Linked DNA regions of Homo sapiens: all the other regions are linked to region 3. A link is a loop called in an ENCODE intact Hi-C map of the cell type or tissue named here. Cell type or tissue: CD4-positive, alpha-beta T cell. All regions are shown on one strand. Each heading gives the region's core, and the rest is flanking DNA. Links, peaks and the distances in the headings are about the cores only.

Region 1 (10,285 bases), core at 1,325-9,324, 880 kb after region 3:
AGTTCTGAGATGATGAAATCATACCATGTGCAGAAGCACTTGGCAAGGGCTTAGTACATTACACACACTCAACAATTTAATTGGCAGCTGTGATGACGATTAATCCCTTCCATGGCCCATGGTCCTGTGTACAAACTGAGCTCCTTTGCACGATCACACACACCACACACACACACACACACACACACACATTGATCCCTCTGAGCTTGCAGTTTGAGTGTTACAGTAGGAATGAAGAGAATCCATACACAGGTCCTACCCAGGTATCCCACCTGACTGATTAGCTTCCTCTCCCCCACGATTTGCAGGGGATTGTGGTGGTAACTTGGAAACACAAGCACCAGGGTTAGGTCCTCCACCAACACATGCCCATGTTCTGCTCCTTGGCCACGCCACGCTCTTCTCGCCTTGGTGACTGCAAGAGCCTACTTGGGAGGGGACCTGCTGTCTGTCTGAGCTGGACATTGCCTTGTCGGTGCACCCCTACAAGCTCAAGGCATTCGAATGCAATTAGACCTGACATCTTAGGGAGACACGACTGCTTGTTTTACGAGTCCCTGACATGCGCTGTCCTCCTGAACTTACTATTCGACAAGTGTTTATTGAGCGCATACCATGTGGCTAGAGTTGCATCCAATTATCAGAGGTCTGGAGATGACAATCATCACTCACATGGATTACTGTGGTGCCAAAATACTCACGTGCCCTTACCTTTGTGCCAAGCTCTGTTCTGAGCACGTTACCTCTTAGTTAATTCTCAAAGCAACCTAGGAGAGTCACACGATTTGTTCTCCATGTAATAGATGAGGACAGTGATCCTCCTCCGAGGGGTGAAATGGCTTGCCACTTAGACCCAGGAGTGCCAGCCTCACACCCCTCATCACCCCTCAACCCTGCTTCACAGAGTAGAATCGACTTCATCCTGAAGGCAGCCAGCCTCCCTTGAGAGCTGAGCAGGCAAGCAGTGTAGTCAGACCTGCTGTTTAGACAGCACCCCTGGGAGGAAGGCAGAGGTGGGCCGAGGTGGCAGGAAGCCAGGCAGGAGGCAGAGGGGCAGCAGCATTGGCTTGGCATGGTCCTGTGATGGCCGAGGCCTGGGGAAGCCCCTGCAAACCCCTCTGGGGCCTTCCGGGGAGAAGCTGGGACAAGCCCTCCAGGTTTCAAAGTTCGTTTTTCTTGGAGGAGTTCCCACGCCAGGCGGGGACGGCCCCTGTGTGGAGTTTCCTGGGGGTGTTCTGGCCGCTCGGATTGGCCACGCCAGGGCTTTCGCCAGGGGAGGCCTTCGAGAATATGTGCACGATGCGGACGCAGAATGGCAGGAAGCGGCGACCCCAGCCACTGCCAGCTTCTGCTGGGAGAAGCTCTGTCAACTCTTCCTCCAGCAATGCAGAGCCCCGGCCCACCGCCCTCTGCACACGTGCGTGTCTGTGTGTGTGTGGCAGTATATACCACACACCACACACACACCACACACGCTATACACACCACACACCCTCACACACACCACACACACACACCACCCCACACATACCACACACACATGACACTACACACACCACACACACCCCCACACACACACCACACACATGCCACACATGCCACACCACATGACACTACACACACCATACACACACCACATACACACCACACACACACACGCACAAACCACACATATGACACTACACACACCACACACCATACACACACACCCCTCACACACACCACATGACACTACACACACCACACACGCCACACACCCCACGACACTACACACACACACCACACACCATACACACACCCCACACACACACCACATGACACGACACATGCCACACATGCCACACACACCACATGACACTAAACACACACCACACGCACCACATGACACACCACGCCCACACCACATGACACTACACACACCACACACACCCACACACACCACACGCACATGCGCCACACACTACACAAACACACATACTGCCACATACACATCCGACCTCACCAGCTGATCAAGCTTCCCTCAAGGTGAGCTCTCGCACCCTGACTTAGATGTCCCGGAATGTAGAAGGCCCTGGGTTCCACTCCGTGTTTTATAAACCTGGGGAAGCTTACATCCAGAAAAAGGAAGCAATGTGGGCAGTGCCACAGAGGAAATTCATGGAAGGGCCACAGATGCCATCTGGGGTCACCCCTAAGTCTGGAAAACTCAGGCCTCAGCAGCCTATTTCTAAAGCCTTGTATTCCCCAGATCAACCCCTTCCTTGCTATTGAGTGGGGAAATGGGGAAAGTGTGTGGGTCCAACCTTCTCCACAGAGGGAAGCATGCAGTGGCTTGGTCATGGCCATTGTTAATGGACTTTTTTACAATTTGTGGATTCTGCGATTTGCATCTGGGGAAACTGAGACCCGGGTTGGGAAGCCTCTTGTCCAGTCACAGGTCAGAAAGGTGGCAGCATAAGTGCCCTTTACTGAGGTCTCGTCACACCAGGATTTGTTGCCACGCCGCCCTTGCCCCTCAGCAGGGTGCCTAGTTCCTTATAAATAGTTTTTGTAATAGAGGAAAAATGCTCTTGTAGTGGAATTCCTGGCATTAATTGTTATTTACAGCTGTCAACAATATTATCCCCATTTTACAGGTGGGAACACTGAGGCTCAGAGAGGCTAATCTGCTTCAAGGTCCTGCAGCTAGAATTTGAACCTGTTCTCTTAATGCTGCCTCTTGTGCTGGAGGTGAAACACCAGGGTAGTTAAGGACAGCCGTCTTTGTAGGCAAAGCAGCCGGGGAGCTGTTGGGTTTTCCTGGTCATGGTGCTAGGTGTAAAACGTTATCGGTGACCTTGCCAGAGCCTCGCCCACTGCCTTCGGAAATGGCTCAGTCCAGAGATGTGGAAATGAGAAACTGCTTGAGCTGCCCGTGGGGCAGGCCCAGGGGGACGGCAGGCCGAGAGCAGGAATCTCTTTCCTACTCTTTTTCTCTTTGGGAATAAGAGGGAAATTGAGAAAAGGGAGAAAGGAGGAGGAGATGGAGAAAAGGAAGAAAAGAAGAAAGGCCATGGAAACTGGGAGCCTCTCTGAAGTCAGGGCTGGGTCTCATTCAGGCTGCAAACTCCAGGTCTGTGGCTCTCAGTCCTGGCTGCCCAGGAGAACCCCCTGGGAATGGGAGTTTTAAGTGACACTAATTCCCAGTCTCCACCCCCAGGGTTTCTGATGGCCTGATTTGTCTGGAGTACAACCTGGGATCAGGAGTTTTTAAACCTCCGCGGGGATTCTGAGGTGCGGCCAGGATTGAGAACCACGGGGCAGTGGGTTCACAGCCTGGAGTGGACAAGCGTTTTGGTGAATATTTTTGGAGAGAAACAGAGAGGAAGAGAGGGTGGAAGGAAAGGAAGAGAGAAGGAACAAAGAAGAGACTAAGGAAACAGGCTGGGCACGGTGGCTCAAACCTGTAATCCCAGCACTCTGGGAGGCCAAGGCAGGTGGATCATCTGAGGTCAAGAGTTCAAGACCAACCTGGTCAACATGGTGAAACCCGGTCTCTACTAAAACTGCAAAAATTAGCTGGGCTTGGTGGTGGGTGCCTGTAGTTCCAGCTACTCTGGAGGCTAAGGCAGGAGAATAGCTTGAACCCAGGAGGCGGAGGTTGCAGTGAGCCAAGATCATGCCATTGCACTCCAGCCTGGATGACAGAGTGAAACACCATCTTTAAAAAAAAAGAAAAAGAAAACTCATCATTTTTGTGTGTTTTAAGGTGTCCTATTAGGGAGCCAAAGATACTGGTTTTCTGTGTCCTCCCTGGAGCTGACATGGTTTCTTGGCCTGTCTGCCATTTTATCAAATTAAATTGAAAGCAAATTTAATTGGGTTTCACTGGGCCAAAGGCCCCTCGACAATTCTGTGTTGCTGAGAGGTGCCTGGCAAGGTTGTGCTGCATCTGAAATGAGCACAGAGGCCTTAGGACCTGGGTCTTTGGGGCTCAGTTTACTCCTCTATGGGATTCATAATGTTTTTTCTCTGACCACCTGACTGTGTGGGTGAGGGGATCAGATGAGAAAATAGATACAAAACAACTTTAAACATGTCCCTTCTAAGGCCTTCAAAAAAAACTATAAATATTTTATCAAAGTTTTATTGCATACAACGGAATTTACAGGTTTTGATTCTTGTTTTTCCTTTCTTTAGATCCTATGATTTATTTCATCACTATCTCTACTGTTCCATAAAGATCTTGCCTGAAGGGCAAGATAGTGTTTTCTTAGGAAAGTCACTTAATTCCTCTGAGCCTCAGTTTCCTCATCTGGAAAATGGACATAAATTTGCCGTCATTCCTTCATTTAAGTGAACTTTATTTCACCTGTGCCAAGCCCTGGGTGGGCTCCAGGGATTGGGGTGAAGACATGTGCCTTCAGGGAGCCGACACAGGCAGATGAAGGTTGCTGGTCTGTTGCTCAGGCTTTGTCTTCCAACGACGTCTGTTTGGATTCCGGCTCTGCTATATAACCAGCTGCTTGAGCTTAAGCGTGTTTCCTCACCTCTGGGCACCTCAGTTGGCTTATCTGTGAAATGGGTGTGAAGAGTCGTACTTACAGGGTTAGTCCGAGGATAAGATGAAATGGTGCATGTAAAGTGCCTTGAAAAGCCACTTGAAAACCTTAGCTAGTTATTACATAGCTGTAAATGCAGGGTGGACAGAGGGATCCTGAGGAATTAGCAAGGTGTTTTCTAGCAGAGAAGAGAGGAGAGGGCTTTCCAGGTAGAGAGACTAGCATGAGCTAAGGCATGAAAGATGGAGGCTTTAAGGGTCTAGGAGCTGCAAGGGGCTTGGTGTACTGGATGTTTGAGACAGCAAGAGATGGGCTGAGACCCAGCTGTGGACTTCCTGGGAGGTCAGGCTGAGAAACTGGACTTTAGTCTGTGGGCTAATTTTTGCGGTTTCCACAGTCCAATTCTATTACCAGCTACTTCTTTTTGTGTTACCGTTTTTGTTTTCCCGAAACTGCGTGTAAATTGGCTTGCCTTTTTCACTTGGCTTACTCCAGCCAAAATAATGTCCATGAAATTAGAAGTTTAATGTGCAAACCATATATTTATATATTTTTCTAATTTGCATTTAAAGAAATGCATAAACATTAGACATTTCAAAGTATGTTTGCCTACCTAAAATTGTCCTGTGAATGAGGCTCGAAAAAGCCTTTTAAAGGCAAGATTTCTAAGCCAAGGGTCAAATGTTTGTTTAGAAAGGAATAAGGAAAAGAAAGGTGGCTTGCTCATCATGTCTTTCTATGCCCTCTCCGGAATATTGACTCTAGCTCAATAGTTACCAACCTCACCTACCACCTGCTCCCCACATCCAGGCTCCTGATTGGTTGGGGTAAAAAGGGCACCTGCTGGGGAAGTCAGCCCATTCCATGCTTAGGCATACACTGCCCTCTGCAGGTGAGCAGCAGGATTACATAACCAGAGATGGGTTCGCTGGTCTGTGTCAGATTCTAATTTGCATTCTATCCTCACCTCTTCCACTCTCTAGACCCCAGTGAAAGCAATGAGGGTCCCTTAGGCTGTTTTTATCCTTTTTGAAGAGGTACTACATTCATACGATTCAAAATTCAAAAGTACAAAAAGGTCTACTGTGAAAATTGAGTTTCCCATCCTTCCCCAGCAAACAGCCCCCTCTCTGGCTCTCCTCCCTAGAGGCAATTACTTTCTTATGTATCTTACATATCCTTCCCCAGATCTTTCTAAATATTTCAAAAACCATAACAGAAAGCTTTTATCTATCAAAATTAAGCCACCCAGACTAAGTAACTAGATTAACACTGATTTTATTGCAAACTCTGTTATACCTGATCGATAATAACCATGAACAAAACACAAAGAACATTCGTTACCAAGAAATGTAAAATGTTAGGGAGACAAAATCTTTTTAAAACAAGAAGTCTGGGCCAGGCGTGGTGGCTCAAGCCTGTATCCCAGAACTTTGGGAGGCCAAGGCAGGTGGATCACCTGAGGTCAGGAGTTTGAGAACAGCCCAGCCAACATGGTGAAATGCTGTCTCCACTAAAAACACAAAAATTAGCCAGGCATGGTGGCACGTGCCTGTAATCCCAGTTACTTGGGAGGCTGAGGCAGGAGAATGGCTTAAACCCGGGGAGGGTGGAGGTTGCAACGAGCTGAGATCGTGCCACTGCACTCCAGCCCGGGCAACAGAGCAAGACTGTGTCTCAAAAAAGAATTTAATTTAATTTTTAAAAAACGATGTCTGTAATACAAAAATCACAGCTATATAGGAGGAATAGCTTCTAGTGTTCTATAACACTGTAGGGTGACGATAGTTAACAATAATTTGTTGTTCATTTTCAAACAGCTGGAAGAGAGGATTTTCAATGTTTTTTTTTTTTTTTTTTTTGAGACAGGGTCTCGCTCTGTTGCCCAGGCTGGAGTGCAGTGGCGCGATCTCGGCTCACTGCAACCTCCTTCTCTCAGGTTCAAGCAATTCTCCTACCTCAGCCTCCCGAGTAGCTGGGACTACAAGTGCATGCCACCATGCCCAGCTTATTTTTGTACTTTTTGTAGAGATGGGATTTCACCATATTGGCCAAGCTGGTCTTGAACTCCTGACCTCAGGTTATTCACTCACCTCGGCCTCCCAAAGTGCTGGGATTAAAGGTGTGAGCCACTGCACCCAGTCCAGATTTTTTTTTTTTAGACAGCATCTCACTGTGTCACCCATGCTGGAGTACAGTGGTGCAATCAAAGCTTACTGCAGCCTCAACCTCCAGTGCTCAAGTGATCTTCCCACCTCAGCCTCCTGAGTAGCTGGGACCACAGGCATGTGCCACCGTGCCCGGCTAATGTTTTTATTTTTTATAGAGATGGGGGTTTCACTATATTGCCCAGGCAGGTCTTGAACTCCTGAACTCAAGTGATCCTCCAGCCTTGGCCTCCCAAAATGCTGGGATTACAAGCATGAACCATCATGCCCAGCTGTTCTGAATATTTAATTTGTGTTTTTTTATTCATGTTTTCTGACACAAGACTCAATCGGAACACACTTCTTGAAAACGTGTGTATGTGGCTTTCATGGGCTGTTGTATAAAATGGTGGTTCAGATCTCAAGCTTTGGCATCAAAAGACGTAGGTTTGAATCTTGACCTTCCTGGTTGAGCCTCAGTTTCCTTATCTGTATAATGGAGCAAGTCTTACTTTGTGAGGTTGTTTGAATGCTTGATACTTGGCGGACAGCACTGTTGTTATTCAAAAGCTAAATGTGGGTCCTGTGAAATGCTTTCCCATTCAAAAGCTATCCAATGGGACCAGTGTTTCCACTGCCCTGAGAAAGGGAGGATTTAAAGAAGCAGCCAGAAGTGGTAACACTAAATGGCATGTCCACAAATGGCTGCTCAGGCCCTTGAAGGGGCTGCAGAATGTGCCCAGAGCAGGGTCAAGGTGGGGAAGGAGAGGAGGCTAGACAAGCTGGACAAGCCAGCGGGTTGGCTTTGGAGTGGCCTCTCAGGCATGCAGGGTGTCAGGTGGCATTGGACTTGACTCTAGTGACCTACATATCCAAGAAGGATCAAGGCATGGCCAACAAGAAGCCCTAGAGGCAGGCGGGGCAGAAATCCCTTGAGGCAGCCTCCCTCTGATACCAAAGTTTTCAACTTAACCCTGGGGAGCATGCTGAAAGCAGCCAGGGCACTGGCTGAGAGGAGTCCCCTTCCCAAGGTTGGAGCAGGGAAGAGTCCAGTCGGGGTTAGGGTCCTAGGTAGGAATTGGGGTCAAAGCCACAGTCTACTCTGTGCAAGATCTGAGCCCGAAACCTGGCCCTATGCCCTGAGCTGGCACTGATTCACCCGAGACACACACTCAGCATGGTGCTGAGCACTAGGGATACAGCCAGCAGTGAGTGAGACATGGGAGGGCCTCAGGGAGCTCCTGATCTGCAGCAGATGAGCATCCCCAGACCAATGGGGCCCCAAGTAATGACTGAGCTCCATAAGGAGGGTGAGCACAAGGGCTGCAGGCCAGACCAGGAGGGGATGCTGGGGGCTCTGTGCAATAGTGAATCATGGAAGGCTGAAACTAAGGGGTGGGTAGGAGTTTCCCAGGTGGAGAATTCAGAGCACAGGGAAGGGAATGTGAAAAGTCCCAGAGGTCACCAAGAGCATCGTGCTTTGGAAAGACTGATGAGCAATGCAGTCTGGTTGGAGGTAAAACAATGGCTTGGAAGAGAGAGAGTCAGAAATGAGGCGGCAGGGACGGGGCAGGCGGCAATGCAAAAGATAGACCTATAGAGCCTTGAGACTAGGGTTAAAAGTTGGCACTCTATCCTAAGATGTTTCTTTTTTTTAATTGAGGTGAAATTCATACAACATACAATTAGTCATTTTAACATATACAATATATATATCTACATATGTGATACATTTACAATATTGTGCAACCAACACTTGTATCTAGTGCCAAAACATTTCCATCACCCCAAAAACAAATTCCATACCGATTAAGCAATTGTTCCGCATTCTTCTCCTCACCCCCTAACCCTTGATAACCACCCATCTGCCTTCTTTCTCTGTGGATTTCCCTATTCTGGATATTCCTTATAAATGGAGTGATTCAACAGGTGGCTTTTCGTGGCTGGCTTCTTTCACTGCATGTCATGTTTCCGAGGTTCACCTGTGCTGCGGCGTGGGCCAGTGCTGCATTCCTTTTTATGGCTGAATAATAACTCCGCTGCACAAATAGACCGTATTTTGCTTATTCATTGATCTGTTGAGGGAGCAGATCTGATTTACCTTCTGGAAAGATTCATCTGGCTGCTAAGGGGAGGAGTATCAGGGCCAGGTGAGGATGAAGTCAGGAAACCACCGAGGTGCTGTCCAACTGCCCAAGAGAAAGGTGATGATGGTCTGAGGATAGCCTGCGACAGTGACCAAGAAGAAAGAGGTGGATGTAGAGGGGGAGATGGGAGCTGAGATCTTCTGCCAGGAGCTCACACTTTGTGCCTGTGGAAAGCCTTTCACTCTGGCACCTGAGAAGGGCCAGAGTGGGCAGGGTCTGGTCTTGGGAAGCTTTGTGGTCCTACAGGATCCTCCCAGAAGGGATCCTGCCACTCCCAGTCACAGTCAGACCAAGCCTGCCTGCCTGCCAGCATCTCTCCATCTCCCCTTCATCCTGGAGTCAAACTGCCATCCCGTTTTCCTAGCGCCTCCTTGGATCGTATCTAGCTGACATCTCAATTCAGACCTCAGCGGAAAACCACACTCTGCCCTGTGGCTCTCCCTGCAGTGAACTCAACACATTTTCATCTCGGTTGCTTACAAAGGTCCGATTCCAGGGATGCTAGATGCACTTGGTAAATACATGGATGAGCAAGTGAAAATGTAAGCTCCTCTTTGCATTGAGGGGAAAAAACTAAATTGCCAAACTCTGTGTACATAATTGGAACCAGTCTGTCAAAAAAGATTCAGAAGAATGAGGCAGAGAGTAACTTGATTATTTCTCCCAGTGACCCTTCAGGCACATCCTATATTATTTTTTTCCTCTGGGTGAAAGCTGCGTTTTCATAGGTCTTCTGGTCACAATAAGTGCAGTCCAGTCTGAAAATCTTATAACCCTAAGTATCATTCATTTTGAAACTTCATCCCTCCCTCAACTGTGCTCCTCTGGCTGGGAATTTTGCAAAGGGCATGGGAGGTAAGGGAATAGGAGACTCTAACTTGGCTACACTGTTATGTTATAGAATATATAGAATGCTGATTTTTTTTCTGTCTTTAATAGGATATTAAATGTGTGAAAGTCTCCTGAGCACAGCTGCTCTTAACTTTCCCTTTTGCTGGGGTTCTATCACCCTTTCAGTAGGAAGCCACTTTTAAGGAGACCTATAGTTGGCTTCTGCCTGCAAGGTTCACAACTAGACCCAGGAAACATAGATCATATCCCTACTGTCATCAGTGATGGGATGCTCACTGTCAATATCTGCTTTTATTCTCCTTGCTCTGACCAGAGGCAGGCAGGCATCCCCAGTCTGATTTTATCATTTCTTTTGGTGAGCATCAAATCCAGCTACTGTTATCCAAGCCACAAAAGAAAGACACCTGCCAAGTCACCAAGAGTTCCCTTGAAGCCCTCCTCACTAGGCTTAATGTGAGGGTGATACACATTCGACCCTCCCTCCTATGATGCCCCACAGTGACCACTCCCCTCAAGGCAGTCCTTCCTGCCAGCCTCCTCAATGGCCAGTGCCTTCTTTTCCTTCTCTTATATAAGCTAGAGGTGGGAAGAAGGGCTC
Region 2 (10,285 bases), core at 1,178-9,177, 330 kb after region 3:
GTTATGCAGTCACAAATGTCTGGGTCAGGCAAGAGTGGGGGACCCCAGGGGCAGAAACCAGGGCCCTCAGCTGGTATGGGAAGTGTGATATGGGGATCAGGGCAGTGGAAGTAGCAGCAGCTCGGTTTATTCTTCTCTCTCTGATCTCCAAAGTGCATTTCTACATCTCATCCTATAAAAGATCTGGATGGTCAGGTGGTATCTGCCTGTACTGGGGAAACCCGAAGCCCAGAGAGAAGAGATGGTAGCCCAGATAGACATAGAAGGAAGCCTAGCTGGAGAGTGTTAGAGCCAAGGTGAGAACAGGTCCTCTAGTGACAGGCCCTGAGTCCTTTCCTGGATCCCCTACTCGCCTAGGAAAAATCCAGGCAGAAATAACAACAGTAGTAGCAGCAGCTACTGTTGTTGAGGACACACTATGCGCTGGGCTCAGTTTCTACATATTGTCACACATTCTCACACCTACCCTGCAAGGTAGGCTTTTATCATTCTCATTTTATTGATTAAAAAACAGACTCAGAGAGGAGAAGTCATTTAGCTAAGGTCACACAGCTATAGAGTGTCAGAGTCAGGAGTTGAACTTGGTTCTGTTGGGCTCCAAAGTCCACTCCTTCCACTCCATCACTCAACTTTGAGGGGCTAGGCCAAGGTCAAGGGTGCTAGGCTTGGCCATGCCTGTTGGATTTGGAGGTGCTCGAGCATCTGTGGAAGGATGAATGGAGAAGTGAACAATGAAATGAATGAACGAACACGAGTGAATGACAAAGCTGTCAGGTCAGCAAGCAGCTATGTAGGCATGGTTGTGTTCTTTCTCCCAGATCCCAGAAATTTCCATCAGCCAACCCAACAGCAAGTCCAGCAGTGGCACCAGATCTGGAAGCCAGCAGATCTCTCAGGACGACCAGTCAAGCTCTCCTGGGAGCTCAGACATTCTGGGCAAGGAGAGCGAGGGGTCCCGCAGCCCCGACCCTGAGCAGATGACAAGCATCAATGGTGAGAAGGCCCAGGAGCTGGGCTCCAGTGCGACACCAACCAAAAAGACTGTCCCCTTCAAGAGGGGCGTGAGGAGGGGTGATGTGTTGTTGATGGTGGCCAAGCTGGACCCGGACTCAGCCAAGCCAGAGAAGACTCATCCCCATGACGCCCCCCCTTGCAAGACCTCTCCCCCCGCCACAGATACTGGAAAGGAAAAGAAAGGGGAGACCTCTAGGACTCCTTGTGGCTCCCAGGCCAGCACCGAGATCTTGGCCCCGAAAGCTGAGAAGACCCGGACTGGGGGTCTTGGGGACCCAGGCCAAGGAACTGTGGCACTGAAAAAAGGCGAGGAGGGTCAAAGCATAGTGGGGAAGGGGCTTGGGACCCCCAAGACCACAGAGCTGAAAGAGGCTGAGCCCCAGGGCAAAGACAGGCAGGGGACCAGGCCCCAAGCCCAAGGGCCCGGCGAGGGGGTGCGACCAGGGAAAGCAGAGAAGGAGGGAGCAGAGCCCACAAACACGGTGGAAAAGGGGAATGTCTCTAAGGACGTAGGGAGTGAAGGGAAGCACGTAAGGCCCCAAATCCCTGGGAGAAAGTGGGGAGGTTTCCTGGGAAGAAGGAGTAAGTGGGACGGTCCCCAGAATAAGAAGGACAAAGAAGGGGTGCTCTTAAGTAAGGCAGAGAAGACAGGTGAGCCTCAGACCCAGATGGAGAAGACAAGCCAAGTGCAGGGCGAGTTGGGGGACGATCTGAGAATGGGGGAGAAAGCAGGTGAGCTTCGGAGCACGACTGGGAAGGCAGGTGAGTCCTGGGATAAGAAGGAAAAGATGGGGCAACCCCAGGGTAAGTCCGGGAACGCAGGTGAAGCTCGGAGTCAGACAGAGAAGGGCTGTGAAGCCCCAAAGGAGGTGAGCACAATGGTGGAGTCGCCAGCAGCTCCTGGGAAGGGAGGCTGGCCAGGAAGCCGTGGGCAGGAAGCAGAGGAGCCCTGCTCAAGAGCAGGTGATGGGGCTGGTGCCCTGGAGACAGAGCTGGAAGGACCCAGCCAGCCTGCTCTGGAGAAGGATGCAGAAAGGCCTCGGATACGGAAGGAGAACCAAGACGGGCCAGCCCCGCAGGAGGAGGGCAAAGGAGGCCAGAGCAGAGACTCAGACCAGGTGAGGGGGCTGCGGCCCTGGGAGCGGGAAGCGGCAGACAGGCCTCTCCAGAGATGCAGGGATGGGAAAGATCTGCCCCAGGGATGGACAAGGGGTGGACGGGGGGTGGGCAGGGAATTGGAGAGGGGTGGCTGGAACTGCAAGGCACCCAGAGGAGGGGACGAGCACTTCCTCCATGAGCAGAAGTCTTGAAGTTTCCATTGCACCTGCCCTGGGGTGGGAATTCCCCACAGAGTGAGGGAAGGTCCCCAAAGTGTGAGGTGTCTCCTCACGGCTGACATGGTAGAGCTTGCTTATGATGTCACACGACAGCTTTCAAACGGGATGGCATAACGAGTAGATTGTTAAAAATGCAGATTCCTGGGGCCAGCCATGGAGTCTCTCATTTCAAAGGCCAGGAGTGGGGCCCAGGAATCTGCATTTATGTAGTATTTTTTTTTTTTTTGAGACGGAGTCTTGCTCTGTCACCCAGGCTAGATGGTGCAGTGGTGTGATCTCGGCTCCACCTCCCGGGTCCGCAACGGGAATCTGCATTTAAATAAGCACACTCCCTCTCCTGTTCTCCCCCAGGAGATTCTGGTTTAGATGGCTCCAGAGCACACTGTGAGAAACCCCCGTGTAAGGTAGAAGATGGGCAGCGGTGCCATTTGCTGGTTTAATTTACGTGATGTTGGTTCTCAGGCTCCTGAGGACAGATGGTATGAGGCAGAGAAAGTCTGGCTGGCTCAGAAGGATGGATTTACTCTTGGTAAGTAGGGGTGTTAGCACCTTTGGAGGGTCTGAGTCTTCTCCTGTGCCCCCTACTGCTGCCAGCCATATGTTCCAGGTCCTGATTATACTTTGGTGGTCAGGAGGGAAGAGGAGCAGTGGAGACTGTCTTTCAAAGGCATTTGTGTCTTGATAATGAGTTATTTACCTACTGTAACTCACTAATGCAACAAGCATGCTTTCTTCCTACGGCGTTCTTCGAGGAAGCCAGAGTCTGGTACAAGTGGGCCAATAGATTTGATCTCATGAGCCTACTTTTGTCGATTGGTTGTGGCTGATCACTGCACTCTACTGAGAAGTGATGCTGAGTCTCAGTCTGAACATGGCTGGGAAGAGTGGTTGATTAGTGATGTCTGCCATGGGCACTGGAGGGGGAAATGGCAGTCTGTGTGTGAGATAGGCCAGTGTACCCAACTGTCTGGGTGCCTGCTCTGTGCCTGGCACTGTGACAGCTGGTAAAAGCCTAAGGTGAGTCAGACTTAGCCTGACCTTAAAGGATTTGGGGTCACAACTCAGCTCCAAGTGAATAGACCCCAAATGGAGACCTGTCCCAAGCCTTCTCCCAAGCTTGCTGGCCCGGCTTAGAGCCTCTCTTATCTCCTGCCCTCGCCTCTTTCCCCTCTTCCCCTCCCATCTCCTCCCCGTTCCCCTTCTCTCTCTGGGATGTCCAACCAGCTACGGTGCTAAAGCCAGATGAGGGAACAGCAGACCTGCCAGCAGGAAGGGTGAGACTTTGGATTGATGCTGACAAAACCATCACTGAGGTGGATGAGGAGCATGTCCATCGGGTGAGTCCCCTGTCCCGCCGTCCCCCAGCATGAGTCCCCTGTCCCACTTCACCCCAGCTCCATACCCTCCTTCCCCAGTCCTGCAAGAGATTTCCTTGTTCCTGACTACCAATACCATTTTGGCTTGATGCCCTGGAGGGAGTTATAGTGAAGAACCCCACTGAACTCATTGCTCTACTGGAGGGGTACTATTAGGGGGTCATTCACCCTTTCCTGTGGTTTCCCTTAATGAGGACACATCAAAGAACATGTTTGTCAGGTCTTGGCCCTGGGAGTTCTTCTGATGGACCCAAGAAAATGACTGCTTTTAATTTATAGATATTGGATATTGCAAATCATACTACACAGCATGTTTCTGTTTTCACTCTGGCCGCCAGGGAACTCAGAGCCAAATTTGCTGCTTGCCATTAACCATAGCATAGGTTCTAATGGCCTATATTTTGGCATCAAACTTTCTTTCAGCTTTGCTCTTTAAATTGCTTTGAATACATTTTTGTTGTGCACCATAAATCCTTTTGAGGACAAGTCCCAGTGTAGTGATAGAAAAGAAAGGTTCTGTCATGCCCTTTCCCCCCGCCCCTCACAGCCTGCTATCTTAGGAGTTTTCCTCCTTGCTCATCTGCATTCCTTTCTGCTCCTCCTCTGCCCACCTCAGGCTTTCTCTCCCGCGTTGGGCATTTACAGAGGCTCAGTGGCCTTGCAAGAAAGGCTGATCCATGAGAGGGCTCAAGCTTGGCCCAAACCTGAGACTACCAGGTTCAGAAAACTCACTGAAGCTGGAGAGAATAATAGGACGCCTCTTAGAACAGATGTTTTAAGAAGCAGCTTCACATAACCCTTGCTTCTAAGGGTTTGGGTGGTTTCCTAGGAATCAATGCATGATGGGCTATGAGACCAGTGAGGTGGTTTGGCCATTGGCCTCCACTCCTGGGTATCATGGAGCATATTGAGAGCTTCCTCGTAAGACCCAGAAGAGGAGGAAATGGCAGCGGATGCTCGCACACACTGGAGCATCACCTGTCTTTTTGTGGTGTTTGAGATCCAGAAAGTGTTTTGAATTTTGTCAAGTCTGCCTTGGGAGCGTCTCCCCTCATGGTGCATGGAGTGCAGGACCACAGCGAAGAGGGGGTGCCTCATAGGTTGCACAGAGGGCAAGGAGAAGGGATGGCCCTATTTTATTTGTAGGGCTTCATTGCTTTCCATCCAGAGTCCCTGTGCTCTGTTCTGGTCTTTGGCACATAGCTCTCAAGAGGAGGGCTTAGTGTGTGTTTGGTTGCGGGGGGGTGGGGTGGGGGCAGGGGGCCAGAAGGCCAGAAGGCCAGAGGAGACTCTGTGTGATGGTTTCACAGGCCAACCCTCCTGAGCTGGACCAGGTCGAGGACCTGGCCTCTCTCATCAGTGTCAACGAATCCAGTGTCCTGAACACGCTTCTGCAGCGCTACAAAGCTCAGCTGCTGCACACCTGCACAGGGCCTGATCTGATTGTCCTCCAGCCCCGGGGGCCCTCGGTGCCTTCTGCAGGGAAGGTGAGGTGGGACCATTGTGGGCAGGGCTGAGGGGCTGAGGGCAGGGGGGCCTGGGGGGATCCCTCTGCATCTGAGGTGACAGTAGAACCATCAGAGCCCCCAGTCGACCTGTCTGCAAGCAGCATCCTTCTCGCGGCATTGTGGCATCCTGTGGCATGGACCATGAGATTCCCCCATTCCCTGGAGGGAAAGATCAGTCACCATTAGGACAGAAACAGCAGCATTAAATATCACAAGAGTAACGAAAGAAAATACTGAATGAGTGTGAACTCTACCAGACACTGCTGTATGCACCTTCTTGTATTAACTCAGTTGAGTCTCACATATCCACCTGAAAACACAGGTACTGTGATTAGCCCATTTTACAGATGAGAAGAGCCGGCTGGGCCAGGCGCAGGCTAAACTCTCAGGTCTAGCGAGCAGAGTTGCTGGGAGAAAACCCAGGATACAGGGCTCCTGTGTGCTCTTCATCCCATGCTGAACTCTCAGGAGTCCTGAGCACCCACATCAACGGGGAAACAGAAGCTTCAGTTGTACTTTAGTTTTTTTCCTCGGAAGTGTAGAAACGGCCAATTTTTGTTGAGATGGGCAAGAGCAAAGGAAATCTCTAAGCGCCACCTTGTGGACGCACGAGGCACCTCAGCCGAGTCATTGAAGCGTGGGCCCCTTCATTCCTTCAACCCATAGTGATTGAGCTATTGATTGAGGGTCTCCTACCGGGCCACGCACAAAGAACATCAGGGAAGGTGCCAGGCGAGCAACCCTCCCCTTGTGGAGTTGCTGTTCTAGGAAGAAAAGACAGTCCATCAACAATAAAGATAAGAGTGGCCCGAGCAGATGAGTGGAGGAAGAGGTGGGAGAGGTTGGGAAAAACCAGGACAGAGCCGTGTCAGTTCTCAGGGTGATGATTCTGGCTTTCACTCTGAGTGGGATGGCAGCTACTATGGGTATTTATTTATTTATTTACTTTTGAGACGGAGTCTCTCTGTGTCGCCCAGGCTGGAGTGCAGTGGCACGATCTCGGCTCACTGCAAGCGCCGCCTCCCGGGTTCACGCCATTCTCCTGCCTCAGCCCCCCGAGTAGCTGGGACTACAGGCACCCGCCACCACGCCCAGCTAATTTTTTGTATTTTTAGTAGAGATGGGGTTTCACCGTGTTAGCCAGGATGGGCTCGATCTCCTGAGCTCGTGATCCGCCCGCCTCGGCCTCCCAAAGTGCTGGGATTACAGGCATGAGCCACTGCGCCTGGCCGATTTGTATCTATTTTTTATGAACTGGGCAGCCTCCTGAGCCAGAGTAGGCTTAGAGAGAGTCCCTACTGGGGTTTTTAGCAGAGCAATGACATGCTGTGACTTAGGTTGTAAAAGGATGCCTTTGGCTGCTGGGTGGAGGACAGATGGGAAGAGGCTCAGTGGAGGCAGGGAGGCCTGTCGGAGGTGAGACATCTTACCTGTGTGCTCTTCTGGAGACTCACTGGGAAGTCAGAAGCCCCTAGGACACCTGGTGTCTAGGAAAGATCATGATACCTCTTCTGGTTTCCATGTTCTCCTCTGCCAACTGGGGGTGAAAACACATCTTGCCCTTTGGGGCCCTGTGGGACAAATCCATCCCTAGTCCCTGAGGCAATGCTAAATCCATTAAAGGGGATATAGTGGGCCTGTACCCCTCTCTCCAAGATTTTTCTCCTCCAGAGTGACCCACACCACACCTTCAGTCACTCCCAGGGGCTCTCCCACCACCGCTGTCCATGGTCAAGGGCCTGGGAGGACCTCAGAAGCTCTGGGTGGGCCAGAGCTTGGCACGTGCCCTCTCCCGTCCTTGTGGTGAGTGCTTAGGCTTCTGTTGCTGCAGCCCAAGGCCTCTGAGCTGTCCACATTGCCGAGGGACTCCTCCGGCTCCCTGGAAATCCCTGGAAGGGACATTTTTATAGACCCAGATAGCAATCAGGTCCTCATTGGCCATCCTGGATTGAGGCATCAGAACTTAGGCAAAAGCGCCAAAAGATGCAGGCATTGGTACGCACTCTGAAGGTAGATCCCCCTACTTCCCTTCCTAACCCTGGGGTGGGGTGCGGCACTGGTCCGCACCCTTCCCTCAAGTCTTCCAGCCTCCCACACTCAAACCCACAGCCACCTCCTGTCCTTAGGCCGGATCAACCTCTGATTCCCCAAATGGCCACCAGGTGGGAGCACAGGCCTGCGGTGAGGCTGAGACCACCTCGAGGATGGGCTGGGTGGGGTCTGGACACACCGGGGGACTCTCTCACTATGGGGCTAGCCCCACCAGGCAGCTGGGGTCTGGGTGTGTGCCTGGGGACATGGAGGTCTAGGTGAATAAGAGGGTGAGTTTGAGCATGGGTGCGACCCCGTGGGTAGAGGTGGATCCCATCTCTGTGTGCAGAGCCCGCCGCAACTGTTGCGTGCATGTGCCTACAAGCACACTTCTGTGCATGCGTGCAAGGGCACATGTACACAGATGCAAAGGCATGTGTGCATGCATGCATATAGGAGGGCCTTCAGGAACCTGGATGTGCAGAATTCTTCCTTCTCCCCCTAGGCAGTGGGCCTGAGCAGGCTGATGGACAGGACTGCCCGTTCATTGAACTTTAGTTTTCCCAGACTGGGGGATGGCTCTAGGACTGAGACCCCAGGACCCTCTGACTGCCTTAAGCCCTAAGGCTGTGTCCAGCCAGTGTGGGGGCATATCCCTCCTTTGCCTGCATTAGGTTCCTGCTGAGCCCTACATCTGGCATCAGGATAGGGACTCATGACTGTTCCTCAGGGGCTTGGAGCAGGAAGAGCCAACAGTGGATTGGAGACAGCCCCAGCCCCAAGCTAGACATCTAGGCTGAGGGGAGGGCCATCACACCAGGGTTTGTGCCCCTAGTTCGGCCAAAGGACTGCGCTAGGGAGGGCAGATGGGGCCTTGCCGGACCCAGTGGACACCCTCAGCATCTTGGGCTTCAGACATCCTCCTGCAGCAGGGCCCATTCCTCTTTTCCTTTTGGTGCCCTCCTGCTGACCTCACAGTAACCTCCTGCCCTCTTCCCTCGCTGCCAAATCCAATGTCAAGTCTCTGGTCTCTTACTGAACTCAGCAGCATTTCCCTCCCTCTTCCTGGAAACACACCCTTCCTCGGCTCTAAGACTCCGCTTTCCTGGTTTTCATTCCCGCCCACTGGCCGCCCAGTCAGTCTTCCTTGTGGTCTCCCTGACCTGTCCCTGTCAGGATGCTCTGTTCTCACACTCTTCCTTGGTGATCTCATCCAGGCTTGTGGCTTTCAAACGCCTCCCGTTCACTGTAATTGAATTAATTTCTTTCATCGATCATCTCTGTCTTCCCACCAGAAGGCAAGCTCCACCAAGCAGGGACTTAAAAAAAAAAAAAATCAGGCTTACATTATAGTCCAATGCACCTTTTTAGTGTACAGTTCTGAGCATTTTTGACAAAGGTGTATAGTTGTATAACTGCTTTGACAATCAATTACATGACAGTTCCCGTCACCCCCAAAAGTTCTCTGGGCCCCCTGTGGTCAACTCAGCCCCAAGTTCTACCCCTGGTAGCCACTGATCTGTTTTTTTGTCCCTATAGTTTTACCTTAAAAAACCCATATAAATGGCATTGTATGGTATGTAACCTTTTGAATTGGCTTCTTCCAGGCAGCACAATGCATTGGAGATTCACCCATGTGGTTTTATTTATCTACAGTTTGTTCCTTTATTTTATTTCATTGATGCACTACTGTGCTTATTTGTTCATAGGGTGACCTCTTGTCCTGGTTTTCCTGGGACTAAAACGTTTTCTGGGACATGAGACTTTCAATGCCAAAACCAGGATAGCAATTTGGGAGGCCGAGGCTGGCGGATCACTTGAGGTCAGGAGTTTGAGACAAGCCTGGCTAACATGGTGAAACCCCATTTCTACTAAAAATACAAAAATTAGCCAGGCATGGTGGTGCACGCCTTAATCCCAGCTACTCAGAAGGCTGAGGCGGGAGATTCGCTTGAACCTGGGAGGTGGAGGTTGCAGTGAGCTGAGATCGTGCCATTGTACTCCAGCCTGGGCAACAAGAGCAAAACTCTGTCTCAAAACAAAAAACAAAAACAAAAACAAAAAAACAACAGGTTGGGTGATTATCCTAGTTCACTAGTTGAAGGACATTTGTGTTGTTTTTAGTTTTTGGTGATTTTGAATATATAGTCAATATAACCAATGACATAGAGGGGTTTTTTGTGAACATACATTTTGATTTCTTTAGGGTAAACACCTAGAGAGGGGTTGTGGGGTTGTGGAGAGGGGTAATGAGTGTGTATCTCACTGTAGAAGAAACTGCCAGGCTGTTTTCCATAGAGGCTGTATCATTCAGCATTCCCATTGGCATTGTATGAGAATTCCAGTTGCTCCTCATCTTCACCAAAACTTGGTAGTGACTGTTAAATGTTTTTTTCAGCCATTGTAATAGGCATTTAATGGTATCTCTTTGCGATTGGCTGGAATTTCCTTTATCCATTTTGTGTTATGCTGTGCCCGAGTGCCTGCTGCATAGTAGACACTCAATGGATTATTTTACTGAATGAAGTATGAATGAATGGATGAAGCAGATACGGTTTTAGTTATCACCTAAATCTGTTATGGCAAATATATAGCACACATACCACTAACTCCCCCATGTGCCATTCCCTGTGTCCATAGCAGACATCACTAATCGTAATGGATAATTATGCTATCGATCCAGCTGCCTCGCTTCAGGCAGATACCATTCGATGCTTTGAGTAACCAGTGAGATGAATCTCATGGATGAATGCAGCTCTCATTCAAGCCTCTAACTAAAGAGGAGAACTAGGTTCAGAAAACAGGCATGGGTTGTCCAAGGACTCACAGGGAGCCAGGGGCAGGACTAGACATACAGGCTTGGCTCCTCCTAGTCGAGTAGGAAGGGAGTCAGGGATCTGGAGGCAGATCTGGAGGCAGGGACACAGATCTGGACCCTAGGCCTGGGGCGGGGCGCTGTCTTAGAATGCTCCCTAGGCAGTGGCTGGATGGGATGGCTGATACCTGTGATCTTCCTGCA
Region 3 (10,285 bases), core at 714-8,713:
CTAATTTTTTTTTGTATTTTTAGTAGAGACGGGGTTTCACTGTATTAGCCAGGATGGTCTTGATCTCCTGACCTTGTGATCCGCCCGCCTCAGCCTCCCAAAGTGCTGGGATTACAGGCATGAGCCACCGCGCCCAGCCTAATTTTTTTATTTTTGGTAGAGACAGGGTTTCACCATGTTGGCCAGTCTGGTCTCGAACTCCTGACCTCACGTGATCTGCCTGCCTCAGCCTCCCAAAGTGCTGGGATTAAAGGCATGAGCCACCGTGCCCAGCAACCCTACCAAATTCTTATGTAGTCTTATCATATAAGTAAGTGATCACAATCCTAAGTATTTACCCAGTTTAATTAAACAATTATGTATGGGCTGGGCCTCCCTACTCGGGAGGCTGAGGCAGGAGAATTGCTTGAACCTGTGAGACATTGGTTGCAGTGAGCTGAGATCGCACCACTGCACTCCAGCCTGGGCGACAGAGCAACACTCTGTCTCAGAAAAAAAAAAAATTATGTCTGTACTAAAAAGTCCACAGGAATGTTTATGGTAGCTTTATCCATACTGCCCACATTGAAAGCAACCTTTATGTTCTTCAGTAGGCGAATGTACCAACAAACTTTGTTACACTGATCAATGGAATATTATCCAGTGATAAAAAACCATTGAGATACATTTGGATTCGATTTATTAATCTCAGTTACCTACTATTCTGACATTTTAGGAAGGAAGTAATTGTTTTTAATGATGGATAAACTTGTGTGGTGTTTCAGATCTTATGATGCTGAGCACGTTCTGCACTGCGCTAACGTCTAATATAATTTTATATTTACAAACATACCTGCTACCCGGAGATTAATTTAGTCCATATGGACTATTGACCCCTCTTGAGACTGCAACATACGCACTCGTAAATCAGTGTGTTTAGACTTTTCAAGTATCTAACTCATTTCTAAACATGTACCATGTTTATAAACCTCTTGATTTCCAGCAACATAAGATAGAAAACCCCTGCTATTAAAAACACTTCACAGCTTCTACTCAGTGTCACCCATTGCTGTCGTGAGAGACAACACAGCGATATCTCATATGTTGCAAGCTTTCAAGATAGCCTGAACTTAAAAAGTTGCTCCATTAGTTGTATCTGATGGACCTAAATTTGCCTCCTAGTTCACTTTGTGTCAAGAGCCAAAACTGTGAACCTAACTTTCTCTTACTTGCAGGCAATAACTGAAAATAAAGATTTATTTTCATGCTAACTTCTTAAAAGTCATAAAAACAATAAAATAGGATCCTGAAAAAAAAACCGTTGAGATAAAAAGGCACAAATCAATATGAAAATATCATAAATGTATATTATAAGTGAAATAAGTCAATCTGAAAAAGCTGCATATGCTATGATTCCAATTACATAAGCTTTCTGGGAAAGAAAAACCAGAGGGACAGTGAAAAGATCAGTGGTTGCTGAGGGATCTGGAAAAAGGGGAGAGAAGTTAATAGGTGAAGCTCATGTAATGTCAAAACCCTTAGACTACCAAAACACAGACTGAATCTTAATGCAAACTCTGGCCTTTAGATACTAACAATGTATCAATAATGGTTCACTCATTGTAACGCATGGACCACACCCATGTAAAAGGTGGTTAAGAAAAGCAAACTTTGGGGGGAGGGTCTGAGAATTTTCTGTACTCTCTTCAATTTTTACATTCATCTAAAACTGTCCTACATAAACTCTCTTAATTTTTAAAACTCTGGCAACACTGTTTCAGGAAGAGATCCATCTCAGCTAATGTTTAATGATCAGCTAAATGTTAAAAGTTTCAGTTGAGATGTTTTCTATTTAAAGTGAATGAAACTTTTAGTTGTAAATACGCCATTACTTCTGTAGTTGTAGTAGTGGCAACTGACTAAATAATTTAAACGTGCACACATGAAATAAAAGAGAAATATGACACAGCATTTTTAAAGTTTTGTCTAGGCCGGGCATGGTGGCTCATGCCTGTAGGCCCAGCACTTTGGGAGGCCGAGGCGGGTGGATCACCTAATGTTAAGAGTTCGAGACACCCTGGCCAACATGGCGAAACCCCATCTCTACTAAAAATATAAAAATTAGCTGGGCATGTTGGTGGACGCCTGTAGTCCCAGCTACTCAGTAGGCTGAGGCAGGAGAATTGCTTGAACCCAGGAGGCAGAGGTTGCAGTGAGCTGAGATCGAGCCACTACACTCCAGCCTGGGCTACAAGAGTGAAACTCCAACTTAAAATAAATAAATAAATCAAGTTTTGTCTTAAACATGAAATGCTTAACCAACTGGAATCACTCTGCTTGAATGCACTTAATAACAGAATAGTCACAGTACCTTCAATTGATATGCACACTCTCACTCTTTGCCTAGTCAGAACTTTTCGGACCCTCTGCTTCCAGGGAGAAATAGACTGCACTGATTCCTGATGAGTGCTGTTGGGCCAGAAGTTCTCGGATGCTCAGCTTGGAGTCGGCAGAGGCTCCGCCAACTCCTCAGGAATTACTTGTATGTTCGGGATGCAAGATCCTGGGGAATTACAAAAAAGATAGCTGTTGAAATCTTACAGGCAGAAGACCATAGATAAATTAGTAATACTTTACTCACAGATCAAACTTTTTTTTTTTTTGAGATGGAGTCTTGCTATGTTGCCCAGGCTGGAGTGCAGTGGTGTAGTCTGGGCTGATTGCCATCTCCGCCTCCTGGGTTCAAGCGATTCGCCCGCCTCAGCCTCCCAAGTAGTTGGGATTACAGGCATGCGCCACCACGCCTGGCTAATAGTTTTGTATTTTTAGTAGAGACAGAGTTTCACCATGTTGGCCAGGCTGGTCTCAAACTCCTGACCTCAGGTGATCTAGCTGCCTCAGCCTCCCAAAGTGCTGGAATTACAGGCATGAGCCACCACACCCAGCTCACAGATCAAACTTTTGATCCAATTTTTACCACCTGCTTAGCACAGCCACCTGAATCAGAGAGTTAGTCCTTACAGAGAGATTTTTTTTTTTTGAGATGAGGTCTTGCTCTATTACCTAGGCAGCCGTGCAGTGGCATGCTCATGACTCACTGCAGCCTCGAACTCCAGGGCTCCAGTGATCCTCCCACCTCAGCCTCCCAGGTAGGTGGAACCACAGGCACACACAACCATATGGGGCTAATTTCTAAAAGTTTTTTGTAGAGGTGGGGTCTCCCTAAGTTGCCCAAGCTGGTCTTGAACTCCTACCCTCAAACTACCCTCTTGGTTTGGCCTCCCAAACTGTTGAGGGATTACAGGTGTGACCCACTGTGCCTGGTCCTCCTAGAAAGACCTTGCAGTGTGGGTAGCACTTAAAATGGAACAGATGATGTAGGCAAATGCCTTTCTTTAGATGAGGCAATGTGGAAAGGAAGCAGAGCAGACTGACCAAGAGCATGGAGCCTGGTGCCTATGGCCTGGGTTCAAATCCCACTGAGAAGCTGCACATACCTAGGAGTGTTATGTAAATCTCTCTGTGCTTCAGTCCCTGTTCTGAGATACACGAATGTTAGGCCGAGCGTGGTGGCTCACACCTATATTCCCAGCACTTTGGGAGGCTGAGGCAGACGGATCACCTGAGGTCAGGAATTCGAGACCAGCCTCATCAACATGGTGAAAACCCGTCTCTACTAAAATACAAAAATTAGCCGGGCGTGGTGGCAGGCACCTGTAATCTCAGCTATGTGGGAGGCTGAGGCAGGAGAATCGCTTGAACCCAGAAGGCAGTGGTTGCAATGAGCCGAGATCCCTCCATGGCACTCCAGCCTGGGCAATAAGAGCGAAACTCTGTCTCAAACAAACAAACAAACAAAAAACAAATGTTAATATGGTCCCTCTTATGATATAACGCTAACATTGAATTCAGGTAAAGCCTTAAGAAGACTGGTGCCGGCCAGGTGCGGTGGCTCATGCCTGGAATGCCAGCACTTTGGGAGGCCAAGGCGGGCAGATCATGAGGTCAGGAGATCGAGACCATCCTGGCTAAAATGGTGAAACGCTGTCTGTACTAAAAATACAAAAAATTAGCCAGGCATGGTGGCGGGCCCCTGTAATCCCAGCTACTTGGGAGGCTGACGCAGGAGAATCGCTTGAACCCGGGAGGCAGACGTTGCAGTGAACTGAGATCACGCCACTGCACTCCAGCCTGGGTGACAGAGCGAGACTCCGTCTCAAAACAAAAAAAAAAAAAAAAAAAAAGAGAGAGAGAGAGAGAACTGCATTAATACAGATGGTTCCATATTTTCTCCAGGGATCATCCGACTGAGGAGGTGGGTGGGGAGGTGTGGGACAAAATGGGGATTATGGTATTGTTCAAAACGGAGGATTTTAATGTGGTCTCCAGTTGGATAGAAGTTGTGTGTACATGTGTTTGTATTATCTATACACACAGAGACACTGTTCTGAGTTCCTCATGTATATTAATCTGTATTTTATCCTCTCAACAACTCTTATGAGAAGGTACTTTTCTGCAGATGGAGAAGCTGAAACACGCAGAGGATTCACTGCCTGCTCCAGGTCACCAGCTTATAAGTGGCTGGAGCAGGATGTTAACCCAGGTGGCCTGGCTCCAGAGTCCATGCACTGAGCTAGAACAAAGAAGATAGAAAAGAGGGCACATTCAGCTTGCTGGGCTTTCCTGTTCATGCTCACTCTGTCTCTCCGGAAGAGGGTCACCTTTTCCTATCCTCCTGTCTTTGGACTTGAAACTCCATGATTTGGGCCTTTGTATTCTGCTACTTGCACCAGCAAACACAAAGGATTCTCAAATCTTGGACCTCAGACTGGGAGCTGCAGTGAAAGTTTCCGTTGTTTTCAGGCTTTTGCACATAAACAAATCCACATGGCTGGTTCCCCTGGGAGCCACACTACTGCTGCTTTTTCTCATTCTCCAGCTTGCAGATGACCTGCTGTGGGACTTTGCCTTGCAATTAGGTGAGCCAATTCTCCCTATAAATTCCCATTTACAACACACACACACACACACATATGTACACACACACACACGTATATACACACACAAGACTTACTTATCCTGAATACATATGCACCCAACAGTGGAGCAGCCAGATTCGCAGGTACTTGAAAGCTGAGATGGGAGGATCACTTGGGTCCGGGAGGTTGAGGCTGCAGTGAACTGTGATTGCACCACTGCACTTCATCCTGGGGGACAGAGTGAGACCCTGTCCAAAAAAAAAAGGGAGCTTCACAGGGGGAGGTCCACATGCATAGGTTGGGGAGTTCCTGCTCCCTGGTGTCCCACAAGGCACCCTTCTACCCTACCTGACCTGGGCTTATGCTGACCATGAGGTGAATCATCCTGCACTGTGCACTGTGACTGGCAGGGGGCGCTGAAACCGCCTTTTCTGCCCCACATGGTGCGCATGCGTGTTCTCACCGTAGACGCTGCGTGGCGTGCGTGGCGTGCGTGGCGTGCGTGGCGTGGAGTCCAGAATGAGAAGAAGGAAAGCGGGGCCGGTTCCTTCAGGACCCGCCTCAGGGGGCACCGCGGCGGCTTGGGGACCACTTGGAGCCCCGTCCTGGGGAGAAAACAGCTCACGTCTATGGCCCTGACTGCTTAGGCGGGAGCTGCGTGCAGCTCAGCTTCTCCGGGGCATTTTTTTCTACACGGTGAGTACAGAAGTTTGTTTCCTCGAACGTTCCCTTTATTCTCATCTTCTCACTAGTTTTCCTCTTTCTCTTATAGTATTTTAATATTTGTTTTACCATTAGTTTTGTTCCCTGAGGGCTTTTGAGGGTGGGAAGTGTAGCAGACTGTGGTATTTTTAGGGTTTGAGGAGTTCTTCTGAGGGAACCTGTCCCATATAGATGGGGAGAGAGGAAGGGGAAGCCCGGCCCAGGTGGGAGTGGGGGCCAGGTCTGGGTTTTTGGCCGCCTCCTGTCCAGGCCTCAGACGGAGGAAAAAAGATGCCAGCTGCCTCCAGGATTTGATGAATTTTTAAATTTGCCTTCCCGCCATCGGGACAAATCGGGACTCTTTCACCCCCCTCCAACCCCCGCCCCCAGGGAAGCCTATGTCCCCTTCTGTCCCTCTGGTCACGACCACCTGACCAGGGGGGAGGGACACCCTAGTGCGAGCCTGACGGGGACTTACCCCTGATGACGGCGATGCTGAGGACCTGGTTCTCTCCATTCTGCTCAGTGTTACGTCCCCTGTGCAGAAATGTCTATTCAGGGTCCCTGCCCAATTTGGTGTTATCTTATTGTGGTTATTGCTGCTTAGCGCTGTTAACGTATTGCATATCTTTTATAACAACCCCTTAGGAGATATATGCTTCCCCCAAACTTTCTCCCCATTTGTAGGATTCCTTTTCATTTGGGTCATTGTTTCCTTTCTGTACAGAAGCGTTCCAGTTGGATGTAGCCCCACATGGTTGTTTTTGCTTTTGTTACTTGTGATTCGCTTTCCCAATTTAAAAAATAAATATATTCATAAGTCATTCCATTCTCGACGAGATTTTGTCCCTCTTCTTTTTTTTCCTTTTTTTCTTTTCCTGTTTCCAAACTGTGAGCCTAGATGCAAGTTGCCCCAAAACTAAGTGCTCCACCATCCCCTCTTTTTATCTTACAGACATTTGATGATGATCTGTAATTTCAGGCCTTGTGTTTGGGTCTTCAATCCATTTTGAGTTGATTTTTGTGTATTGTATACCAGAAGGTTCCTGTTTCATTCTTTTTCATAAAAACATCAGTTTTTTCAAAACCATTTAATGAAGAAAATCTCCTATCCCCATTGAGGCTTTGCAAACTCTGATACTGTTTTCATTTGCTTTGGAGGTATACCCAGTAGTGGGATTGCTAGATCATATGGTAGTTGCGTTTTCAATTTTTTGAGGAATTTACAACTTTTTTTTTTTTTTGGAGAGGAAGTCTGGCTCTGTTGCCCAGGCTGAAGTGCAGTGGCGTGATCTCGGCTCACTGCAATGTCTGCCTCCCGGGTTCAAGTGATTTTCCTGCCTCAGCCTCCCGAGTAGCTGGGACTACAGGTGCATGCCACCATGCCCGGCTAATTTTTTGTGTTTTTAGTAGAGACGGGGTTTCTCTGTGTTAATCAGGATGGGCTTGATCTTCTGACCTCGTAATCTGCCCGCCTCGGCCTCCCAAAGTGCTGGGATTACAGGCATGAGCCACCGCGTCTGGCCTACAACTTTTTTCCATAGTGTATATCCTAATTTATCTTTACACCAACAATGCATAAGATTTTCCCTTTATCCAAATCCACACCAGCATTCTTTTTAATTTTTAAGATATTTTCAGTAACATGTATTCCAGTAGGTGTGGGATGGTATCTGAATGTGGTTTTGGAGTACAATCTTTTCTGATGAATAGTAATGTTGAGGACCTTTTCTCTTACGTGTTTGTGCATGTTATGTAATTTTGGCAGCGATGTCTATTCGGGTTTTCTGCCCGATTTTAGTTTGGATATGTATTTTTTATGCTATTTGGTTTTTTTTTCTGTGTATATGTTTGATAACAACCAGTTATCACTTCTCTGATTCCCTCCTATTTTCTCACAATCTTTTTCTTTTTTGAGACGGGTCACTCTCACCCATGCTGGAGCACAGCGGCACATCACAGGACCATGTGTATTGGGGTATTGGCTACCTACAGCTTTGCAACGCAATTTGATATGAGGAATTGTGAGTCCTCCAACTTAGTTTGTATTTGTCAGGGTTCCTTAGAGGTTCAGGGCTCTTTGTGGTTCCATGATAATATTAGCATTGTGTATTTAAACTTTTTTTTTTTTTTTTTTTTTTTTTTTTTGACGGAGTCTTGCTCTGTCAACCAGGCTGGAGTGCAGTGGCATGATCTCGGCTCACTGAAACCTTCATCTCCTGGGTTAAAGCGATTCCCCTGCCTCAGCCTCCCAAGTAGCTGGAACTACAGGTGCATGCCACAACACCCAGCTGAATTTTTTTTTTTTTTGTATTTTAGTAGAGATGGGGTTTCATCATGTTGGCCAGGATGGTCTCGATCTCTTGACCCTGTGATCTGCCTGCCTTGGCCTCCCAAAGTGCTGGGATTACAGGTGTGAGCCACTGCACCCGCTCCTCCCCCACCCCTTTTTTTTTTCGAGATGGAGTCTCGCTCTGTCGCCAGGCTAGAGCGCAGTAGTATGATCTTGGCTTACTGCAACCTCTGCTTCCTGGGTTCAAGTGAGTCTCCTGCCTCAGCCTCCCAAGTAGCTAGGACTACAGGCGCGCCACCATGCCCAGTTAATTTTTGTATTTTTAGTAGAGATGGGGTTTCACCATGTTGGCCAGGATGGTCTTGATCTCCTGACCTCCTGACCTCGTGATCCACCCACCTCAGCCCCCAAAAATGCTAGGATTAAGGGGCCACCGCACCCGGCCTATACTTCTTAAATGTTTTGTCTATAATAAGGCACATAAACAGAGGGTATACTGGGACTTTTTTTCTCATCTGGGACTCTTTTGTTTTTGTTTCTGTTTTTATTTTGAGACACTGAGTCCCGCTCTGTCGCCCAGGTTGGAGTGCAGTAGCATGATCTTGGCTTACTGCAACCTTTGGCTCCCAGGTTCAAGTGATTTTTGTGCCTCAGCCACGCAAGTAGCTAGAATTACAAGTGTGTGCCACCATGCCCAGCTAATTTTTGTATTTTTCAGTAGAGACGGGGTTTTGCCACGTTGGCCAGGCTGGTCTCACACTTCTGGCCTCAAGCGATCTGCCCACCTCAGCCTCCCAAGGTGCTGGGATTACACACAGCCACCTTTCCCAGCCTCGTCTGGGACATTTTGATACATGTATATTTTTGGTGATGATCAAATCAGGGTACTTAGCCTAACTATTCCTTCCTACAGGTATTATTTCTCTGTGGTGAGAACACTCAAAATTGTTCCCTTCTAGCTTTTTTGAAAAATACAGTATTGTAACCAGAGTCACTCAGCTGTGGAACAGGAATGTATTCCTCCCAGCTAACTGTAACTTTGTTTCTATAACCAATCCCTCCTATCTGCCCTCCTTCCCCCAGCCTCAGGAAACCACTCCTGTACTTTCTGCTTCTTGAAGGTTAAGTTTTTGGATTCATCATAAGTGAGGTCATGCAGTGTTTGTCTTTGTCTTTCTGTGCTTGGCTTATTTAACAGAATGTTTTCTAGGTTCATTGGTGTTGCCCTAAATGAAAATTGCATTATTTTTTATGACCGGAGAGTATATCATTGTATATGTGTACTACATTTTCTTTATCCCTTCATCTGTGGGTGAACAGGTAGTCTGATTCCATCATCCTAGCTATTGTGACTAGTGATGCAATAGACATGGAAAGGCAGATGTCTCTTCAAAATACTGATTTGCTTTGACTGTATAGCTAGTAGTGGGATGAATAGATCATATGGCATTGGACTTTGAGTTTTTTGAGGAATCTGCAACTGCTTTCCGCAGTGTATATAGTAATTGACCCTCCCATAAACACTTCTTTTTTCCTGGAAATTCACACCAGCATTTGTGTTTGTATTTTTATTTGTCATATTCATTTCAAATAAGAGATGCTTTCTGTGTATGGTTTTGATTTCCATTTTTTGCAGGAGTAGTAATGTTAACCACATTTTTGTAAAGATAAAGTCAGTGTTATGTCTTCTTTGCCAAAAAGTCTATTCAGGCTCTTTGCCCAATTTTGGTTCGGTTACTAGTTTCTCTTTTGTTTAGTTTTTTTGCTAGTTACTAGTGTTAGTAGCTTGTGCCTTTTGGAAAACAAGGTCTTATCAGCTGTATGTTTCCCTAAACTTTCTTCTCATCTTTGCGATGCTGTTTGTTCGTTTCTTCTCTGCCCCCTCCTCTCCCCACGACAGAGTCTTGCTCTGTCACTCAGGCTGGAGTGCAGTAGCATGATCTCAGCTCACTGCAACTTCCGCCTCCCAGGTTCAAGCAATTCTCCGGCCTCAGCCTCTTGAGTAGCTGGGATTACAGGCACGCACCACCGTGCCCAGCTAATTTTTGTATTACTAGAGACGGGGTTTCACCATGTTGGCCAGGCTGGTGTCAAACTCCTGACCTCGTGAGCCACCATGCCTAGTCTAAGATGCCTTCTCTTTGGGTTCGTTTGTTCTGTCCTGTGCAGCAGCTCTAATGTTGTACTTAGTCTCTCATGTTTATATTTGCATTTGTTGCCAGTGATTTCAGTGTTCCATCCAAAAAAAGAGATTGTTAAGCCATTTTATTGTCTATGCGTATTTTCCCCCTAATTTTTCCTTTTCTTTTTGCGACCTGTGTGCACAGTGTCA

What was found. Hi-C counts contacts between places; a loop is a spot of excess contacts. Peaks named below come from ENCODE experiments on the same cell type or tissue, not always from the same donor. Only the 100,000 strongest peaks of a DNase experiment are listed, where the experiment ranks them.
Region 1: a loop joins it to region 3, with 26 times the contacts of the local background. A loop is called at or near these places in 7 of 110 quality-filtered maps.
Region 2: a loop joins it to region 3, with 5 times the contacts of the local background. A loop is called at or near these places in 17 of 110 quality-filtered maps.

What each region holds. Positions count from the first base shown.
Region 1 is chr22:26,325,765-26,336,049 of GRCh38, forward strand. All of the region lies in intron 9 of SEZ6L (seizure related 6 homolog like), which reads left to right. Among named protein-coding and RNA genes, the nearest start is that of SEZ6L-AS1, 84 kb to the left of the region's middle. In CD4-positive, alpha-beta T cell, for the core only: CTCF peaks have their summits at 5,411 (motif pointing left) and 5,611; a DNase peak (open chromatin) is centred at 5,397; H3K27me3 peaks cover 1,172 bases.
Region 2 is chr22:25,767,297-25,777,581 of GRCh38, forward strand. MYO18B (myosin XVIIIB) reads left to right here. Exons shown (of 44, transcript NM_032608.7): 4 at 819-2,132; 5 at 2,814-2,880; 6 at 3,576-3,688; 7 at 5,038-5,214. Among named protein-coding and RNA genes, the nearest start is that of MYO18B, 30 kb to the left of the region's middle. RefSeq lists an enhancer at 9,823-10,285. In CD4-positive, alpha-beta T cell, for the core only: CTCF peaks have their summits at 5,827 (motif pointing left) and 6,028; a DNase peak (open chromatin) is centred at 5,835.
Region 3 is chr22:25,442,631-25,452,915 of GRCh38, forward strand. LOC124905093 (a long non-coding RNA gene) reads right to left here and starts at 5,363. Exons shown (of 2, transcript XR_007068033.1): 1 at 5,054-5,363; 2 at 1,325-2,542. It also overlaps the pseudogene CRYBB2P1. RefSeq lists a silencer at 8,589-8,786. In CD4-positive, alpha-beta T cell, for the core only: CTCF peaks have their summits at 5,349 and 5,549; DNase peaks (open chromatin) are centred at 5,401 and 6,121; H3K4me3 peaks cover 1,504 bases; H3K27ac peaks cover 718 bases.